Regions from separate parts of the Homo sapiens genome. Here region 1 is linked to region 2. The links are chromatin contacts, found by Hi-C or POLR2A ChIA-PET in ENCODE. All regions are on one chromosome and are shown on one strand. Each heading gives the region's core, a stretch centred on a gene start or an enhancer-like site at or near the end of the contact. The rest is flanking DNA. Distances are from core to core; before and after follow the strand shown.

The links. A loop is a pair of places that touch in the nucleus more often than their neighbours do. ChIA-PET counts read pairs that join two places held with the same protein, here RNA polymerase II (POLR2A). Pooled maps may share reads with other maps.
Region 1: a map of naive thymus-derived CD4-positive, alpha-beta T cell shows a loop between it and region 2 (5-fold over the local background). The contact joins two enhancer-like sites. A Hi-C loop is called at or near these places in 1 of 168 maps with a recorded cell type or tissue (naive thymus-derived CD4-positive, alpha-beta T cell) and 7 of 50 pooled maps. POLR2A ChIA-PET finds 5 or more read pairs at or near these places in 10 of 52 experiments (BJ, Caco-2, GM12878 and 7 more).

The regions. Positions count from the first base shown.
Region 1 is chr11:3,878,755-3,885,497 of GRCh38, reverse strand. The region is part of intron 1 of STIM1 (stromal interaction molecule 1); the gene reads right to left. Among named protein-coding and RNA genes, the nearest start is that of PPIAP40, 11 kb to the left of the region's middle. Within about 2 kb of position 4,622, at least 9 of the 41 ENCODE cell types and tissues checked have a DNase peak (open chromatin) inside an H3K27ac peak, as active enhancers do.
Region 2 is chr11:4,069,728-4,077,137 of GRCh38, reverse strand. It overlaps STIM1 (stromal interaction molecule 1), which reads right to left. Exons shown (of 13, transcript NM_001382567.1): 6 at 6,935-7,112; 7 at 2,459-2,636. Among named protein-coding and RNA genes, the nearest start is that of RRM1, 21 kb to the left of the region's middle. RefSeq lists an enhancer at 4,125-4,419. Within about 2 kb of position 4,282, at least 2 of the 41 ENCODE cell types and tissues checked have a DNase peak (open chromatin) inside an H3K27ac peak, as active enhancers do.

The DNA.
Region 1 (6,743 bases), core at 3,373-5,872, 190 kb after region 2:
TTATGTATGTTTGGCAGAGCACTATGGGTCATGCCTGTAATCCCAAACTTTGGGAGGCCAAGGCAGGCAGATCACTTGAGCCCAGGGGTTCAAGACCAGCCTAGGCAACATGGCAAAACCCTGTCTCTACAAAAAATAATAATAATAATACAAAAATTGGCCAGGCTAGCACACGTCTATAGCCCCAGCTACTTGGGAGGCTGAAGTGGAAGGATTGGTTGAGCCCGGGAGGTCAAGGCTGCAGTGAGCCATGACTGCACCACTGCACTCCAGTCTAGATGACAGAGTGAGATACTGTCTCAAAAAAAAAAAAATTATCTATGTTTATATTGAAATATAATTCACATGACATATAATTAATCCTCTTAGATTTTATAATTCAGTGATTTTTAATATATCTATAAGGTTGTCCCATCATCACCACAATCTAATTTTTCAGAATATTTTCATTACCCCAAAAAGAAACCCCATATCCATTAGAAGTAACTTCTCATTACCCTCTCCCCCCACACCCTGGCAACCACTAATCTACTTTCTGTCTCTATAGATTTGCCTATTCTGGACATTTCATGTAAATGGAATCATACAATATGTAGCCTTTTCACTTAGCATAATGTTTTCAAGGTTTATCCATGTTGTGGCATCTATCAACACTTAACTCCATTTAATGGCTAAATAAGATTCCATTATACAAACATACCCCTTTTTTTTTTTTTGAGATGGGGTCTGGCTCTGTCACCCATGGTGGAGTGCAGTGGCGCAATCTCAGCTCACCACAACCTCCACCTCCCAAGCTTCTTGGGGACTGCTAATTATTACTCCCTTGGGTTAGGTTCAGACATAGCAAGAAATAAGGCTGAACTGAGAGAAAGAGTGGTCTCCACAGTCTACCTCCTGGAGGGCTAAACAGAACAGGCCCCAAGTTCCCAAGGCTATTCCCTTTTGCCAGTGTACATGGAGAACCACTTGGGGCATGGGTTTCACTCTCAGCCCCTGGATCAGGACTGCATAAGTCAGTGTCCCAGGCAAGCTAGCATGACAGCTCCCAGCAGAAACCAGTTCCTTTTGTCTTCAAAGTGCTGGAAACATCTGGCTGGCTCCCACACTGCTCACTCATCCTCTCAACTTGGGAAAGGGAAAGCCAAACATCATGCTGTTCACCATACAACAAAGCACTTTCAATGTCCATTAACTCACTGAATCCTTACAACACTCCCACAATACCAGGGCAGGGACTCTTGTACCCATTTTATAGACAAAGAAACTCCAACCTTGAAATGTTAAGTAATTTTGCTAAGTAACAAAGCACAGAGATAGAAGAAGAACCCAAGACTTCTGATTCCTGATCCAGACCCTTGTGAGGTGATTTTAAGGGCCATCCAATGAGAGGCCTTCCCCACCCCTCTACCTAAAATAGCACCCCCATCACTCTCTAATCCTTTGCCCTGCTTACTTTGTTTTTTAGCACTTATGATTACCAAGCATTATATTACTTATCTCCTTGTTTATTGCCTATCTTCCTACCTGAATATAAAACAATAGGGACTATTATTCTTTACTGCATACCAAGCAGAGTTTCTGGCACACAGTAGGGTCTTAAATATTTATTATATGAATACATCTAGTACAGCCCGCAACTGATCCCTCCTACAGTGATGGTGTCTGGTGTCATTACTATCAAGTAAGTCTTCAGTCTATACTCAAGTTTCATTTAGCATTTATTAACATCCACTAAATGTCAGGTCATATGCTAAATGCTAAAGACAGAAATGAATCAAATATAATCCCTGACTCTAGAAAATATAACTTAGTGGTTTGAAGCAGACAATAAAAAATTGTCCCATTGGCTGGGTGTGGTGCCTCATGCCTGTAATCCCAACACTTTGGGAGGCTGAGGCAGGTGGATCACCTGAGGTCAGGAGTTCGAGACCAGCCTGACCAACATGGTAAAACCCCATCGCTACTAAAAATACAAAATTAGCTGGGCGTGGTGGCGCATGCCTGTAATCCCAGCTACTCGGGAGGCTGAGGCAGGAGAACTGCTTGAACGGAAGGCAGAGGTTGCAGTGAGCCAAGATCATGCCATTGCACTCCAGCCTGGGCAACAAGAGTGAAACTCTGTCTCAAAAAACAAAAACAAACAAACAAAAAAAATGGTGTCCCATTATAGAGATGTTCATAGAAGGGAGCACCTAACTAGTGGAAGAAGGAGGAGAAACCAATTAAGAGAGCTTCTCGGAGGAAGTGACATTTGAGCTGAGTCTTGAGGAACAATTATAATTTCAACCACCAGAGAAAAGAAGGATATTCTAGACAAAGAGAAAAGCATGAGCACAGGCTGAGACATGAAAGAGCTAGGTATATTTAAAGGCTAGTGGGTGATTTTTAAGTCAAGAAAGGTTTGCCCCAAAATGTTTTTAAAAAAGATAAATGTCTAGTATCCAGAATATATAAAGAACTCTTACAATAACAAAAAAACAAACAACTTAGTTTTAAAAAATAGACAAAGAACTTAGACATTTCTCCAAAGAAGATATACAACTAACCAACAAGTACATGAAAAGATGATCAATATCATTAGAGATTAGAGAAATGCATGTCAAAACCACAATGAGGTACTATTTCATAACCACAGTGAGGCACTATTTCATATCCACAAGAATGGTTATAATAAAAAAAATAACAAACTTTGGTGAAGATGTAGAGAAACTAGAACTTTAGTCCATTGCTGGTATAAGTAAAAAGTGGTTCAGCTGCTGTGAAAAAGAGTTTGTTGGTTCCTCAAAAACTAAACAGAATTACCATATAACCTAGCAATTCCACTCCTAGGTATGTACCCAAAAGAACTGGAAACAGGTACTCAAACAGGTACATGTACACACATATTCTTTTTTCTTTTTATTTTAAGTTCCGGGGTACATATGCAGGATGTGTAGGTTTGGTACATAGGTAAACGGTGCACACAAATTCTTAACAGCACTATCCACAAGAGCCAAAAGGTGGAAACAGCCCAAATTGCCCACGTGTGGATGAATAGATAAACAAATTATTGTATAAACATACAATGAAATATTACACAGCCATAAAAAGGAATGGAGTGGCCAGGCATGGTGGCTCACACCTGTAATCCCAGCACTTTGGGAGGCTGAGGTGGGCGAATCACCTGAGGTCGGGAGTTCAAGACCAGCCTGGCCAACATGGAGAAACCCCGTCTCTACTAAAACTGCAAAATTAGCTGGGCGTGGTGGCGCACGCCTGTAATCCCAGCTACTCGGGAGGCTGAGGTAGGAGAATCGCTTGAACCCAGGAGACAGAGGTTGCGGTGAGCCAAGATCGCACCATTGCACTCCAGCCTGGGCAACAAGAGCGAAACTCTGTCTCAAAAAAAAAAAAAAAAAAAAAAAAGGAATGAAGTGCTGATACATGCTACAATATAGATGAACCTCTAAAACTTACTTTCCCTTATGCTAAGTGAAAGAAGCCAGACACAATACATCATATGATCCCATTATAATCATATGATCAAGGCCGGGCGCCGTGGCTCACATCTGTAATCCCAGCACTTTGGGAGGCTAAGGCAGGTGGATCACCTGAGGTCAGGAGTTCGAGACCAGCTTGGCCAACATGGCGAACCCCGTCTCTAGTAAAAATACAAAAATTAGCCAGGTGTGGTAGTACATGCCTGCAATCCCAGCTACAGGCAGGAGAATCACTTCAACCCAGGAGTCGGAGGCTGCAGTGAGCAGAAAGCACACCACTGCACTCCAGCCTGGGCTACAGAGCGAGATTCCATCTCAAAAAAATAAATAAATAAAAATAAAATAATCGGCCGGGCACGGTGGCTCACGCCTGTAATCCCAGCACTTTGGGAGGCTGAGATGGGCAGATCATGAGGTCAGGAGATGGAGACCATCCTGGCTAACAGGGTGAAACCCCATCTCCACTAAAAATACAAAAAAATTAGCCGGGTGCTGTGGCGGGCACCTGTAGTCCCAGCTAATCGGGAGGCTCAGGCAGGAGAATGGCATGAACCCGGGAGGCGGAGCTGGCAGTGAGCCGAGATCATGCCACTGCACTCCAGCCTGGGCAACAGAGAGAGACTCCATCTTGAAAAAATAAATAAATAAAATAAAATAATCATATGATCAATAGATCATATGATTCCATTTATATGAAATATCCAGAATAGGTAAATCTATACAGACAAAACACAGATACACAGATTGATGGCTGCCAGGGGAAAGGGAGAGGGGGAATTAGGAACAACTGCTTAACAGGTATGGATTTCCTTAGGGTTGATGAAATAGTTTTGAACTACATTTATGATAGTACTAAATCCCACTGAATTGTACACTTTAAAATGATTAATTTTATGTTATGTGATTTTCCTTTTTTTTTTTTTTTTTAATAAACGGCCTACGTCACCATACTCTAAAAGGAAAAACTCAAAAGTCACTGTTTTCCCATCCAGCTGCCCCTTCCTGCCTCTTCAGGAAGCCTGCTCTCCCATCCTGCAGCCGTCCAAACCTGCCATTTTAGCAATGAGTTATGCTCCACTGGTCAGATTTTCTAGTCATTTCCTGTGTGTCAGGCAGTCTAAAGTCCCTAGTGAGAAAGCAAGCTCCCTTTTAAATAGGATGTATTGGTCCATGTATCTCATCCTCTTTCCAGACAGACCAGGTCATGGTTGAGGAGTAAGGGAAAGGGGCTGACTGACCTCTTTTGAAGCAGCAATTTGGAGTGGTGCTAGCAGAGAGCTAGAGGCTGGGTGACCAGGGAGGCCAGAGATATAACCATCGCACGATGGTCTGAATATGATTTATTTTTCTTTTGGGGAGGGGCAGGGGTTTAGGAAGAGTAGGGAAGTATTTAACAAACAGCTTTGGAGCAATATCTGGTTTCAGAAATAACTAAAATCTCTCAATAACAACTGTGTTCTTGACTTTCCAGAACCAACAATTCTAATGCCAAAGTTCTTCAGAAAAACATGAAAGATTTTACTCCCAAAGTTTGACACTGAAACCATCCCCCAGCTGTCCACAAACTATTTTCATTGCCCTGAGAAGGCACTGGAAACTTGGGAGACGGGAGACTTTGGGAACAGCATTCAAGCTCATCCTCTATCAGCCAATAGCTTCCAAGGTAGTCATCACTAATGCTTGGAAATCAAGACACGAGAAGTAACCTGCAAGGGTCACAGGTGCTAGCAGGCTTCTAATGCCCTTCAGGCACCTTAAACTTAAAGTAGTATTGGCAATAAAAACCAACAACAAATACTGTTTTCACAGGCCATTATGTGGCCCTTAAATACATTCTCTCAGTGGCCCTAAGGCTCAGAGAGATTAATGATTTACTAAGGGTCATGAGGCCAGCAAACAACAGCAAAGCCAGATTTCAAACTCTGGCCTGACTGCTTGCAAACTCATGCCATTGCCACAACACAAAAGTGCCCAGCACCACACATCCTGTCCTGCTTCCTGGATCTCCATGAGAGTGTGTTCTGACCATTCATAATAATCTAATGCTTCTTAGTTCAACATTAATCCTAATAGCCACAGAAAGAGAATTCTCTCGGCAATAGCAACCCAGAACACTGATGCCACTGAGAAGTACCTAAGATTGATATCTGGGCTACTTTACCATTCACTGGGTCACCAACCAAACCTCCTAAAAACCCACAAGGTAGATGTTCTGCCTTGAGTGACCCTTGAAGGCAAGAGGGGAAATGGTAAGGAAAAAAACAAATGTAGAAGAGCCTGCAGATAAAATTCTAAGCCAGAAATTAGTAAACCTGAGATATAGTTTCTGTTCTGCCCCTAATTACATATATGACATTGGGAAGTCACCTGCTTTCTTTGAATTTGTTTACAATAATATGGAGATAACAATCCCCTCCTGTCCCACCTCACAGAGCAGCTGTGGGCATGATAAGCAAAAAGACAGGTCTTAAACAGTGGAGTGATTTGTAAAGTGCAGAGCACAAACCAATCTGGGGAGTTATTATAATATGACTACCATCAGTTGGCTGGGGAGAAGATTAATGTCCACGAAACCAACAGAAAGTGAAACAGTAGATAATTAGGTGACAAATTATATGGTACAGACTAAGAAGATTATAATCTAGAAAGGGAAGTCCCTGGAATAAGTCAGAAAAACTACAGAGAAAAGAATGAACAGGATTGGAGGGTTTTGGAAAGCCATAGCCAGAGGAAAATGTATAGCTAGGGAAAAGAGGTATGAAACGCTGGACGCAGTGGCTCATTCCTGTAATCCCAGCACTTTGGGAGGCTGAGGCATGTGGATCACCTGAGGTCAGGAGTTCGAGACCAGCCTGGCCAACATGGTGAAACCCCGTCTCTACTAAAAATACAAAAATTAGCTGGGTGTGGCGGTGTGCACCTGTAGTCCCAGCTACTCGGGAGGCTGAGGCAGGAGAATTGCTTGAACCCGGGAGGCGGAGGTTGCAGTGAGCCAAGATCACGCCACTGCACTCCAGCCTGGGTGACAGGGCGAGACTCCGTCTCAAAAAAAAAAAGAGGTATGAAGAAGAGGAAAGCAACAGTACTAGAGGAGATGCTGTGTGTTGGGATGTCAAGGAGGCCACAATGGGTAGGCACGATAAGGCCAAACTGTCGGGGGAAGATAGGCAGCCGAGCAGCTGGGGCAGGACGCAGCTAGCAATAGGAACCCACTGCAGCTAACATGAGCTATGGGGAGGGCAGAGCTAGATTTTACAGCAAGCA
Region 2 (7,410 bases), core at 3,033-5,532:
CAATATATAGCTACTCCTGCTTAATTTTGCTGCTTTATTTTGTAACATATATCTTTTCTCATATCCTTTTCCTTTAACCTTTTTTTGTGTTCTTATATTTAAAATGTGTCTCTTACGAACAGCATATAATTGAGTTTTGGCATTAATCCAATCTGACAATCTTTGCCTTTTAACTGAATTGCTTAGTTGTTTTTTTATACAAACCAAGTCTCAACAAGTTTCAAAGGACTACACCCACACAGCATATGTTCTCTGATCTTAGTGAAATTAAACTAGAAATCAGCAAAAGAAAAATAACTTAAAAAGTCCTCACATGTTTGAAAATCAAGCAATATACTAGATAACCATGTCCCAAAAAAGGAACCACAATAAAAATTAGAAAACTTTTTGACCTGAAAAATAAAAAAAAAAAAAAGAGATTCCTGAATGATCACCTTACTTGGGGGAAAAAAAACAAAGATCCTTGACAGCCTACCTCATATCACATACAAAAGTTAATTTGAAATAATATCCCTAAATGTGAAAAGACAAACAATAAAGGTTCAGAAGAAAATTTAGGGAAATATCTTGGGGATAGGGAAGGATTTCTTGAACAAGAAACAAAAAGCAAAAAGCATCAATTTTTTTTTTTTTTTTTTTTTTTTTTTTTTTTGAGATGGAGTCTCACTCTGTCACCCAGGCTGGAGTGCAGTGGCACTATCTTGGCTCACTGCAACCTCCACCTCCCAAGCTCAAGCAATCCTCCTGCCTCAGCCTCCCAAGGAGCTGGGACTACAGATATGTGCCACCACACCCAGTTAATTTTTGTATTTTTAGTACAGACGGGCTTTTGCCATGTTGACCAGGCTGGTCTCGAACTTCTGACCTCAAGTAATCTGCCCACCTCAGCCACCCAAACTGCTGCGATTACAGTCATGAGCCACGGCGCCTGACTGCATCAATCATTTTAAAAAACTGATTAAATTACACTTCATTAAAATCAAGGGCTTCTGTTTATCAAAAGACAATAAAGCAAAAAAAAGTCAAGACTGAGAGAAAATATTTTCTATATATATGTGTATTTATATTGACAAAAGACTAATATCCAAAATATATAAATAATGCTTACAAATCAATAAGAAAAAGACAGACAATCCAATTTTTAAAATGAGAAGAGATTCCCAAATCAAATGGCCAATAAATTTATAAAAAGGTGTTTAATAATATTAGGGAAATGAAAATTAAAATCACAAGATACTACTATATATTTACCAGAATGTTTAAAATTAAAATGCCTAAAAATACTGAGGTCATGGATCAACTAGAATTCTCTTACATTGTTGTGGCAGTATAGATTGGTACAATCATTTTGGAAAATTGTTTGACAGTTTCTAATAAAGCTAAATACATGAATATTATATGTCCAACAGAAATGAGGGCTTATGCCCACCAAGAGACATATGCAAGAAGGTTCATAGCAATATTATTCATAAAAGTCAACAAAACTGCAGACAACCCAAATGTTTATCAACAGAAGAGTGGATAAATTAAAGTATACTCATACAATAGATTATTACTCAGCAATGGAAATAAACCAACTATCACTACATGCAACTTTGATGACTCTCATAGACATAATGTTGAGTGAAAGAAACAAAACACAAAAGAGTATATACTGTATAATGCCATTTATATGAAGTTCAAAATTAGACAAAACTAATCTGGTTTACAAGTTGTGACAGTAGTTAACTTTTGGATGAAATATTAATTGGGGTAGCAAAAGTGAGTTTCCTGGGGTGCTGAGAAGGTTCTGTATCTTGATCTGGGTGGTAGTAACACAGGTACATGCATATGCAAAAGCTTGCCAGCTGTATACTTATGACTTGTACACTTTATGTAAATACCTCAAAAAAGGAACAAAATAACTGTTATCACCTATTATCCACTGTTCTTTGAAAATCATAGTGACTATTTTTATAATTTTCTTTTTTTCTTTCTTTCTTTTTTTGTTTTTTTTGAGACAGAGATTCACTCTTGTCACCCAGGCTGGAGTGCAATGGCACAATCTCCACTCACTGCAACCTCCACCTCCGGGGTTCAGGCAATTCTCCTGCCTCAGCCTCCCAAGTAGCTGGGATTACAGGTGCCCGCCGCCACACCCGGCTAATTTTTTTGTATTTTTAATAGAGATGGGCTTTCACCATGTTGGCCAGGCTGATCTTGATCTCCTAACCTCAGGTGATCCACCTGCCTTGGCCTCCCAAAGTGCTAGAATTACAGGCATGAACCACTGTGCCTGGCCCATAGTGACTATTTTTTACAACTTGAACTCTTATTGTTGGTAAGAGTCCAGTGACTCTAGAACATAGTCTTTGGATCATATTTCAAATTCCTCACACATGTAACTTTCTAGCCAGACCCTGGGCCCCTGCCCTTTACCCACCCGTCAAGGTGTCCAGGAATTTGTGGACTCTCCTACCTGCTCCAACTCCTCCTCAGCATATTTTTGGCGGCTCCGCTCATTCTCAGTACCCTCCCGCAGCTCCTTCAGCCGCTGGGCTTCCTGCTTAGCAAGGTTGATCTCATCGCGCAGCTTCTTTTCCAGATGGACCTTCTCCACCTCCACTGTGCGGTGCTCCTCCTGGGCCTTGTGCAGCCTGGGGGGGCAATGCAGGGAGCTGGAGGAGGCCAGGCAAGGGGGTGCCAGCCAACATGCCATGAGTCATGGCATCAAAGAGGAAAATGACAGCTCCAACTCTCAGCATATATTCTCCCTGCTCTGCTGTGTGTCTGGCTCTGAGCTAGCTCAAGGCCCATAGAAACCACAGTCATTACCTAATTCACACACTGACCATCATTTTGCTGCCAGTAATCAAGGCTATGAAGCCAGGCTCTCAGGCATCTGAATCCCTCCTCGAAACTATCTCATACTAAAATCATAACAAGTACCAGTTTACAAGGTATTTCCCATTTGTCCTCCCAGCAGATAATGATATATTGGTATCATTATCAGCCTGGGACAGGCAGATACAGAGTCTTGCAACTTGTAGGAAGAACTGAGGCTAGAATTCCAATCTGTGTGACTTCAAATGCCACAATTATTCCTCTTATGTAGTGGTATCTAGAAAGTTCAATGAATGTAGAATACCCTGCAAGCTTGACAAAAAGATCCAGGGAAAACCTAATGGCTGAGAAATGACTGGGGTGGTAGCAGAGGGGTGGATTAGGGAAGATGAGGAGGAACTATTGAGCTAGGAGTCCTCTTGGACTCCTGAGCTTCTGTTCCCAGAAGCACAAAACAAATTAAATTTATGCCAAAGGACTCAGGAGAGTCCCCTGCTGCCCCCAGGCCCTGAGTTCCTTTCCTAAGTATCTTCCTTAGTGGATAAGATCTCAAGGGCATGAGTTATAATGTAAGTCTACCCTTGCACCGTCACACACATTCCCTCAGTTCACCGACAAAACCTTCCATCCAGCTAAACAAGCCTTCCCGCTTCTTCACTTCTTTCCTCCACACGGCTATCTATGTTAATACACTCATTCATTCATCTATTCATTCACCGAGTTCTTTCAAGTGCCTACTAAGTGCCAAGCCCTGTGCTAAGCCCTAAATACGTGGCGATAAATCAGAAAGCTCTCCCTGCCACTGAGGAGCTCATGATTTACTCCAACAAAGACAAGTAGACAGATAACTGTATTCAGTGTGACAAATTCTATAATAGAAAGAGATAGATATAGATATATAAGGTCTTGGGTCTTCCCAAAAGATGGAGTCATCAGCTCTGCCTGAAAGGAGTCAGGGAAAGAAAGAGAGACTTGGGCTACACCCAGAACAAAGACTGAGAGTTTGCTAATCCCTTTGGAAGAGAAAACGGACTTTACTGTCTGGTCTTCCTTTCTAAGTAAAAACCACCAGGTTACCAGGGGACCAGATTAGGAAGGAGAAAGGATGGTGAAGAAGAGATAAGATATATAGCTTAGACTTGAGGTATAGAAAAGAAAGGATAGACTACAGAACAAGAAGGACCCCTAGAGAACACTGACCACTGAGATAATTAAGTAGATGAAACAAACAGAACTCAATCTGTAAAAAAAAAAAAAAAAAAAAAACCTCTAAGTCCAGAGCTATCAGTGGCGGAGACTTCAAAAGACATCATGGAACAAGCAAGGAGGTAAGAAGAGGAAATGTTAGGCTGCAAGCTTCCCGCAAATTGTGATCTGCCTAATTTGTCCCTGAAGAGAAAGGGAGTTGAACCCCCTGAAAATGAACACCAGATGGCGATATATGCATAGGCAAAGACAAATCAGAGGCGCCATTTCCTGCCATCTCCTTCCCTTGCTGAATATCCTCCTTTACTGTACTCTTCCATGACCCAACTATATAAAGTTACACCATTAAGGATTCACTTCTTCACTGAAATACTGTCCTTTTATGAAAGCAGCCTCTTGAGAAAAGCCAATACTATGATATGTCTGTCCTTTATAATAATAGCGAGCTCCTTTAAAGTAGAATCAAGACTGACACCCTTTCATAGTTCCAATAAGGTCTGTTAGAGATGGAGAACAATAATCATTGTTGGGTGTAGAAATGAGCAAATAAGTATACAATTAAGCACTGCCCCACTCCAAGGCAACAACAATTAGCATTGCAATTAGTCCTGGCTCTAAGCAGTTGTGTGACTATGAGCAAGTTTTGCCTGTTTTGGGAATCAAAATTCCTGCCTGCCTCAAATAATTATCTTGAAACTCAATGAAATCCTAACTGGACTGTATATGTAGAATTATATTTATTCACATAAATTATCAGGAACTCTGTAATAAAGCTCTGTGAAAGCTGGCATTGCAGGTCTGTTAATACAAGGAGGAACCAGGTGGCATGTGGGCTCTGGACACTCAGAGGAGGATATATGTGTGCATGTGTGCAAGCCTATCTCTAGGGGGAAAAGGGGAGGGGTGTCTTTGTCTCTTTCTAAGTGCCACAGTGGTCATTTAGCTCTGGAAGCTTTAGGGAGCAGGGAGTGCTGGGAGCTTAGTTTTATCCCCAAACTTGGAATGTCTCCTGCCTAGATTCTTTTGCCTTTGGAATGGAAACAGTACATGTTTTTCAAACAAATGAGGTATGGGGACTGCTCAGACAGCAGCAGTTAGCTCCTAACTGGCAAAGGGCCCAAGAACAAGGGGCCCAGCAAAGTAGCCAGGAATCAGCTTAGAGATCAGACCCCTCTTGCTCCCTAGAAGCCCAGCCCATGGAAATAAATCCAATAAGTCTGCTACCTCAGTAGAGGCAGCACCCTGGAGTGTCAAAATTCCTAGTTCACTACTTACTGATATATGACCCTGAACAAAGCACTTACCCTCTCTGAGCCTTCATTTCCCCAACTCTAATAGTACCTACTTCAAAGGGCCATAGTGATTAAAAGTAATAATGCATTTAAGTATTTAACAATACCTGGCTCACAAGAAGTCTTGTCCCTACCCCTCCAAATTAAATAGTGTTTACCATTTAAAAATAACACAATGGCTGGGCACAGTGGCTCAGGCCTGTAATCCCAGCACTTTGGGAGGCTGAGGTAGACCTCTTGAGTCCAGGAGTTCAGGAAAAGCCTGGGCAACACAGCAAGACCCCTGTCTCTACAAAAAATAAAAAAATTAGCCAGGCATGGTGGCATGCACCCAGCTACACAGGAGGCTGAAGCAGGAGGATCTCTTGAGCCCAGGGGGTGGAGGCTGCAGTGAGCCATGTTCATGCTATTGAACTTCAGCCTGGGCAACAGAGCAAGACCCAGAGTCAAAATAATAATAATAATAATAAATAGAAATAAATGAAAAGACAAGACTTCATTTCCTTTTACATGAATTCCTGCAAAGACTTCCCAACTAGAGTCCCTAGGCTTCCAGAATCATTTTCTAAAAGACAGTCTTGAATAGACCTCTCCTCTTCTCGAAAACAAAACAACCAAAAAAACCTGATTTGACTCTCTATTGCCTTCTGCATCCTACTAACTTCCCCACATGCATCTTAAGGTTCCAGGGATCTGACCCCACCCTATACACTCAACCTTAACACCTAGGACCTCGCTACCCATCTTTAAAGGCTACCTCCTCAGAGTCCCACATCCACTCATCCACCTCTTTGTCTTTCTAGACATTAGCATTCTTATCCTATAAGCTGAGTCTGGAACTAAGTCTGCATTAAGTGTGCTCTCACTGCTGCTTCTTGTGGGTGTGTAAGTTTTTTTTCTCAGGACCAGTGAATTTCTCATAACTGCCATCACAGAACTGGTTCCTAGACGTCAGGACTGACTGACTGACTGACGGGCACTCTCTTTTCACAGTTAAATCTTCTGCCATAGTTTTGAAGTCACATTTTATTTTAACAGAATCCCAGACCATCTGAGTTGGAAGTGTTCTCCTAGGAGAGTTTAGCATTCTCCAAGGTCAATCCCTTCATATTACCAATGAGGAAATAAATCCTGGGAGGGAAAGAAATTTATCCAAAGTTATATAGCAAGTTAGTGTTTATGAGATTTAGACTCCTTATAAGAAAGAACTAAGGACAGTAAGAAGGAAGGTTTTGAGGTTTCTTTGGGGAACAGTAAAGAACAGTTCATTACATCTATTTATATGCTAGGAGAAGCAGTCCAGAGACAGGCAGAAGGAAGAATGACCCCATAACAAGCAATGGGAAGCTCAAGACCTCTGGCAGCTACACATTTCTCCCTCTGAAGCTAAGAGGCAAAAAAGATAGAAACAAGTTTCTCCCCAGGAGGAATAACTGCCCAATAGCAATTGGAATATCAGCAACCTAAACTTGCAATGCAGTTTTGGAAGGATGATGCAGCCTGGGCTGCCATGCTGACAAGGTCTCAGGGGCCAAGTGGCTCACACCCAGGTGGAAATAGGAGGTTCCCAAGAACTGGCAGGGCCTCACCTTTCCTGAAGGGGCAGGCCTTACCTTTCCTGAAGGTCATGCAGACTCTGCTCAGCTCGGTGTAACCCCTCCAAGTCCTTCATCATCTTCTTCATGTGCTCCTTGGAGTAACGGTTCTGGATATAGGCAAACCAGCAGCCGCCCACACCAATAACGATAGACACCACCAGCATGAAGTCCTTGAGGTGATTATGGCGAGTCACTGCCAGAGAGGGGAGGGCATGATGAGTTAGGGTGCCCACTGCACACTTAGCCTTGCAGACTCCACTGCATCCCTCCTCTATGAAGCCTTCCATAACAGACACACTCTCCCACTGAGAAGGAATTAGTTTCTCTTCTTAGATACACACTTGCCATACACTATTACAGTAAGCTCTATGTCTATCTCTCTGCTAGCCAAGGCTTTGTTTTGAAATGAGAGGCCTTACAGCAATACAGGATGCTTATTAAATCACACTTTCTTAAGATGCAGTGAAGAGGAGAGAACTAGTGCCTTCTCA